Linked DNA regions of Homo sapiens: region 2 is linked to region 1. A link is an interaction called in ENCODE POLR2A ChIA-PET data of the cell type or tissue named here. Cell type or tissue: IMR-90. All regions are shown on one strand. Links, peaks and the distances in the headings refer to the core of each region. The heading gives the core; the rest is flanking DNA.

Region 1 (3,621 bases), core at 28-2,527:
GACCCAGGTTACTTCCTTCTTCTTGTAGGAAAAACTCGGTTCTTGCGACACGACGAGGAAAGATTAGGCACGGAGACACTTTGAAGGGTGAGAAGTTACGGAATGTATTGGGTGAAAAGGAAAAAGATTCTCAACAAAGTGAGAGGGGCTCCTGAGTGAGAGGGGCTCCTGTTAACAGGCCCCCACGTCACAGACTAACTTGCCGGTTACCGCACAGGAACGGGAGGGGCCGACTCCTCCCCATGCAAACAGCGGCAGCTTCCCGAGGCCCCACCGCTTCCTCCCAGCGCGTAGGCCAATGGGAGATTTCTCCAGGTCAGTAATCCGATTTTTCGGCCTTCAGGCTGTTTTAGGCTTGAAGGCGGGTTTTGCCGGGGACCCTTGGTCGCCCCCTGTCTGTATCACTGTGGCTCCCCTATCTCCAATACATGGCTTCCAAAATTGATATGAGGTCGTTTCCATCTTTATTCCAGCCATGTCAAATGGGGAAATGAGTATGGAGAATTTTGAGGGGAAGGACATTGAGGCGGAAGGACACTGAATTTAGGGGCAAGGCTGGGCTGGACATCCCATATGTCAATTTAATCCACATTCCAGTGACCAGAATTCACATAGCAATTTCTGCCACTAAGGACATGAATGAAAAAATTTAAGCAAACTAAAGGTACGACATGTTCCTAGAATGTTTCATGATTTTATGGCTGTTTGATAAAATGATTTCTGAAAGTCATCTAGAAGAAAAATATTTATTAAAAAAGGAAAAATTTCTCAAAAGAAAAATGACAATACTGAATAAATACATGGAAAGGGTACCTTCAGAATCGTATATGAGGATATGGTAAGTTTATAATATTGAAATAAGAATGGAATTCATATAAAAATAGACCCACAAGAGAATGGAGAGTGTGGAAGTGACATAATTTTTAAATTAGAAGTTGCTTTGAGTAGTGTAAATAGGCTTTTTTTTTTCCAGGACCAGTTAGCAAAACTTCCATCTAATCCTCGCTGCCTCCTCTTTTATTTGACAATAGAAAGAAATCAAGTGCCTAAACTTAAGAGAAGCATCTTGTGTGTCTTGACCTGGGTGGTGGTTACGCAGGCATTTACCTACGTAAAAAAATCCATCAAGCTAAACACTTAAGATTTGTTCACTTTATTTTATGTAAAGTATATCTCAAAGAAAGAGTTTGGAAAAAACAAAGGAGAGGACCTCTGAGCACTTATAACAAGAGAATCTAATTAAGCCTGGACAACCAAGGAGGCTTGTTTGAGGAGGTCATATATAAGCTGAAATCTGAAGGGTGAGTTGCAGTTAAGCAGACAGAGGTTATAACAGAACATTCTGAACACAAGGACCAGCGTGTATAAAGGTCCTGGAGAACTTTTATAGTTGCCTTTGACATTTAGATTCATGAGCCATCTGATAAATATTAATTTTTGTGTATAATGTGAGTTGTTTTATCCATTATTACAGCATCATTTATGGAAGAAATATCCTTTTTCTATTTATCTGCTGTCAACCCTATTATATACCAAGTTTCAATATTTGGATGAGTTTTTCCAAGGCTTCCATTCTATTCTTCTGAAATACTTGTCTACATCTCCACTAATAGCACACTCTCCCTAATTACTAGAGTTATATAAAGACTCGCTGTAACTGATAGGTATTCCTCCAATCTTGAAGTTTTTTCTCAAGAGTGTCTTGGCTGTTTTTGGCACTTTATTCTTCCACAGTATTCTTCCCGTAATATTGGTACGGGGGCGCAGGGAAATGCTAGGAAGGGAAGGGCATGGTCCCTGGCTAGGGCTCCACCTCAGGCTTGCGGTCACAGACCTAGGTGAGGACAGACATTTCTGTTTTCATGTCCAAATGTTGCATTTCCCAAGACCACCTGGCCTGCCACACCCCCATCCTGTGCCTATAAAAACCCCAAGACCCTAGTGGGCAGAGACACAAGCAGCTGGACGTTGAGAGGAACACATGGGCATAAGAGCACACCGACAGATGCTGGCAGGAGACTGGTGGAACAACGTGGAGTTCGGCTGGGGCGTCGGAGGAGAGCCCGGCTGCTGAGCACCCAACTCCAGGGGAAAACCACTTTCCCACTCCATCTCCCTTCTGGCTCCCCCATCTGCTGAGAGCTACTTCCACTCAATAAAACCTTGCACTCATTTTTCAAACCCATGTGTAATCTAATTCTTCCTGTACACCAAGGCAGGAAACCCTGGGATACAGAAAGCCCCCTGTCCTTAAGGGACAGATAAGGGAAGGGGTCTAATTGAGCTAACACAAGCCACCTACGGACAGCTAAACTGAAAGAGCATACTGTAACACACGCCCACTAGGGCTTCAGCTGTAAACATTCACCCCTAGACGCTGCCTTGGGTTCAGAGCCCCACAACCTACCCATCTGCATGATCCTGCTAGAGGTTTGAGCATCCAGGCACCTAAGAAGCAAGCCACACCCCCATCGCACACCCTTCTAGGGGCACAAGTGAACTTTCCCATTTCGATATCAGCAAAATACTTTTTAAAGTTTTCACTGGAATTGCAGTAAATAAATACATCAATTTAACAGAGAACTGACATCTTTATAATATTGTCTTCCAATCCGTGAATATGCTGTATCTCTTGTTTTGGTAACTAATTTGTGAAAGAGTTATAATTTCCTTAGTAAAGGTCTTGTGTACCTTTGCTAGCTTTTTCTAGGTACTTACATATTGAGGATCCTGTAAATATTATTTTTAGTTTCTTGTGGCCATAATAAAACATAATTATTTTATGTAACTGTATTTTATGTAATAAACATTCTAATTGCTCTTAATTGAGTAATTTATCTGTGGATTATTTTGGATTTTCTACAAAGAAAATCACAACCTTTGTAAATTATGACAGTTTTACTTTTTTTTTTCAATCCTTATACATTTATTTCTTTTCTTGCCTACTGTGCTGGCTTGGAACTCCAGAACAATGATTAATGAAAGTGATAATACATAATCTGTGTCTTGTAATAAATCTTAAAGAGAATGCTTCATTGTTGCACAGATAAGTATGATGTTTGTTGTAGGTTCATTTTAGTTTGCTAATGGTTGTTTTTTATTTAAATTATGAATAGATGTTAGATTTTAGCCAAGTAATTGCATTATTGGATCTGATTATATAGTCTTTCTTCCTTAATCTTTAATATGCTGAATTATATTGATTTTCAAATGTTGAAACAATATTGCATTACTAAAATAAATTCAACTTGGTTGTAATGTACTGTCTTTTTTATACATTGCTGTATCTGACTTAATATTTGTGTAGGATTTTTAAATCCATGGTCATTATTGAGGGCAAGCTATAATTTTCTTTCTTGTGCCCTCTTTCTTAGGTTTAAGTGTCATGATTATACCATCTCTTAAAATGAATTGAAGAATGTTCAATGGTACAACATTGGAGTTATTTATTTCTTGACTGTTAGGTAGAATTAGCTTATAAAACCATCAAAGCTTGTTTTCTTTTTAGGAAGATTTTAAACTACTCATTCAAATTTTCAATTGAAAATTTTATTGAGATAATTATAGGTGGTTATAAAAATAATAGAGAGATCTCATACAGCTTTTACCTAGTTTCTCCCA
Region 2 (3,667 bases), core at 505-3,004, 390 kb after region 1:
GTAATTGCCTGTGGAGGGCCTGAAAGATCACACATGGGACTGAGTCCTGGACCCACACTCCAAGAATATCCATATCTGATAATAAATGGAGGTGGATTCAGGTGTCCTGCATGCCAATCTGCCAAAAGCCATACATTGTGAATAAAAAGCATAAGGGAATGCTTTGGCTTAATGTCAGGCAATTTCTAGGGGCACTGGCTATTTTGATTTTATATATCTGGGAAGCAAAGACCAAACATCAGACCCAGGGCTTGGGTACAGAAAAGAGAAACTGAAATTTTCTTTTTCATTTCCTAACTCTGCTGATTCCCTACCCGTCAGACTTTGAAAAGAAAAATAAAGGAAAAAAGAATGGGGCTCTGAAAATATTTGACCTTCCTCAGTCCTGTCAGCATTCACTGTGTCAGTCTTCACCACAGGAAAAGTAGGCAGCAGCACATACTGTGTAATTTCAGAGTGCTGGCAAGAGTCTCCACCGTCTGCCTTGGAGGCAACTCATAGCTCAGATATCTCTTAAACCTGTCCCCAATTTTCTTTTCTTTTCTTTTTTCTTTTTTTGAGACGGAGTCTCGCTCTGTTTCCCAGGCTAGAGTGCAATGGCCCGATCTCGGCTCACTGCAAGCTCCACCTCCCAGGTTCACGCCATTCTCCTGACTCAGCCTCCCGAGTAGCTGGGACTACAAGCACCCACCACCACACTCAGCTAATTTTTTGTATTTTTAGTAGAGCGGGGTTTCACTGTGTTAGCCAGGATGATCTTGATCTCCTGACCTCGTGATCCGCCCGCCTCAGCCTCCCAAAGTGCTGGGATTACAGGCGTGAGCCACCACGCCTGGCCGTGTCCCCAGTTTTCATTCTTACTACCTCTCACTTAGGTTATTGTAATAGACTCCTGATTACTATCCCTGCTTCTGGTTTATTTCTCCCACCAGAATATCTGTCAAGCAATAAGAGATATAGAACTGGAACTTCTTTAGAAGTTAGTTGTGTAGAGGTGGTAATTGAAACCCATTAGGAAGGAACAAGCTCTCCTAGACAGGGGTGTAGCCTTAGAAACAAACAAACAACTTTTCCTTTTTTTTTTTTTTTCTGAGATAGTGTCTCACTTTGTCACCTAGGTTACAGTACAGTGGCACAATCATGGCTCACAGCAGCCACAACCTCCCAGGCTCAAGCAATCCTCCCACTTCAGCCTCCTGAGTAGCTGGGACTACAGGCATGCACCATCATTCCAGGCTAACTTTAAAAAAAAAACTGTAGAGATGGATTCTCACTATGTTGCCAGGCTGGTCTCAAACTCCTGGACTCAAGGAATTCTCCTACCTTGGCCTTCCAAAGTGCTGGGATTACAGGCTTGAGCCACTGCTCCTGCCAAAAATTTCCCTACCAGTGAATGAGGGGCATACCCATTTGTTTATTTGTTCGAAAATTAATCATTGTGAATATTTATTATTATACAATTACTATACTCTAGGCATTAAAATATTCTACCTAGAAAATAATGAGGGCAACGAGGTGGGGTTTTCAGCAATGGTTTCACATACAAGATGACATTTGAGAGAGAACAAGAAAGGAGAAAGGAAGAGGAAAAGAAATATGTGAGCATAAAGCATCCCGACATATTCAAAGTTTTGCAAGCATTTCCCTATGTTTGGATACTGGGGGTATCTTAATCCATTTTGTGCGGCTTCAACAGAATATCAATAATAGTGGAGGACTTCAACATCCTACTGACAGCACTAGACAGATCACTGAGGCTGAAAATCAATGAAGAAACTCTGGATTTCAACTGGACTCTAGACCAAATGGACCTAATAGACATCTAAAGAACATCCTATCCAACAACCATAGAATTTGCGTTCTTCTCATCTCTACACAGAATATTTTCCCAAATTGACTATATGTTTGGCTACAAAGCAAGTATCAATAAATTAAAAAAAAACTAAATCATATCAAGTATCTTCTTAGATCATAGTGGAATAAAATTAGAAATCAATAGCAAGAGGAACTTTCAAAACTACACAAACTTGGAAGCTAAACCACTTGCTCCTGAATGACTTTTGGGTAAACAATTAAACTGAGGCAGAAATTTTAAAAAATCTTCAAAAGAAATAAAAATAAAGATACAATATACCAAAACCTCTGGGATAGAGGAAAAGCAGTGTTAAGTGGAAAGTTTATAGCATTTAATGTTTACATCAAAAGATAGAAAGATCTCAAATTAATAACCTAATGTCACACCTCAAGGAAGTAGAAAAACAAGAACAATTCAAAGCTAGTGGAAGAAAACAAAGATGAGAAAGGAACTAAATGAGATCAAGACCAATAATATGACACAAAAGATAAACAAAACAAAAAGCTAGTGTTTTGAAACGATAAGCAAAATTGATAGACTTCTAGTTAAACAAGAAAAAACAAGAGAAGATTCAAATAAATGCAACCAAAAATGTGAAAAGTGGTATTACAACTGATATCGCAGAGATAAAAAAGATCCTCGTAGAGTACTATGAACACCTTTATGTACACAAACTAGAAAACCTAGAGGAAATTGATACATTCCTGGAAACATACAACCCTCCAAGATTGAACCAGGAAGAAATAGAAACCCTGAACAGACCAATAATGAGTAATGACATTGAATCAGTAATTTTAAATTCTAACAAAAAATCTCCATCCAGGACCAGATGGATTCACAGCCGAATTCAACAAGATATAGAATTAACCTAAATGTCCAATAACAAATGAATGGATAAAGAAAATGTGAAGGCCGGGCGCAGTGGCTAACACCTGTAATCCCAGCACTTTGGGAGGCTGAGGCGGGTGGATCACAAGGTCAGGAGTTCAAGACCAGCCTGGCCAACATGGTGAAACCCCGTCTCTGCTAAAAATACAAAAAAGAAAAAAAAAAAATTAGCCGGGCGTGGTGGTGGGTGCTTGTAATCCCAGCTACTCGGGAGGCTGTGGCAGAGAATGGCTTGAACCCATGAGGCGGAGGTTGCAGTGAGCCAAGATGGTGCCACTGCACTCCAGCCTGGGTGACAGAGCAAGAATCCATCTCAAAAACAAAAAAAAAAAAAAAAAGAAAAAGAAAAAGACAATGCGGTATATAGACACAATGGAATATTATTCAGCCATAAAAAAGCATGAAATCTTGTCATCTGTGATGACATAGATGAACCTGGAGGACATCATGTTAAGTGAAATAAGCCAGACACAGAAAGAGAAATATTGCATGGTTCATATGTGAAATCTAAAAAAAAAAAAAAAAAAAAAAAATTGGTATCATAGAAACAGCAGAACAGTGGTTACCACATACTGGGGAGAGAAATGAGGAAGGGAGGATAAGAGAGGTTGGTCAATAGGTATAAAGTTACGATTAGATAGGAGGAATAAATTCTAGTCATCTACTGCACAGTAGGGTGAATATGGTTAAAAGTAAAATATCGTATATTATAAAATAGCTAGAAGAGAGGCTTCTGAATGATCTCACCACAAAGAAATGATAAATATATAAGGTGATGGATACATTAACTACTCTAATTGGATCATTCTATAACATAAATAGGTATTGAAACATCAAAATAAACCTCATAAAAGTGTACAATAACAATATATCGATTAAAACAATAAATTTAAATTTTTTAATAAAATAAAAGGTATGTGTGTA

The links. ChIA-PET counts read pairs that join two places held together with the same protein. Peaks named below come from ENCODE experiments on the same cell type or tissue, not always from the same donor. Only the 100,000 strongest peaks of a DNase experiment are listed, where the experiment ranks them.
Region 2: POLR2A ChIA-PET joins it to region 1 with 6 read pairs; 2 of 35 experiments call an interaction of 5 or more read pairs at or near these places.

What each region holds. Positions count from the first base shown.
Region 1 is chr14:70,223,534-70,227,154 of GRCh38, forward strand. It overlaps the pseudogene LOC646548. Among named protein-coding and RNA genes, the nearest start is that of SLC8A3, 36 kb to the left of the region's middle. In IMR-90, for the core only: no CTCF peak of the experiment used is centred there; no DNase peak of the experiment used is centred there; H3K4me3 peaks cover 223 bases.
Region 2 is chr14:70,613,042-70,616,708 of GRCh38, forward strand. All of the region lies in intron 2 of TTC9-DT (TTC9 divergent transcript), which reads right to left. Among named protein-coding and RNA genes, the nearest start is that of MED6, 14 kb to the left of the region's middle. In IMR-90, for the core only: no CTCF peak of the experiment used is centred there; no DNase peak of the experiment used is centred there.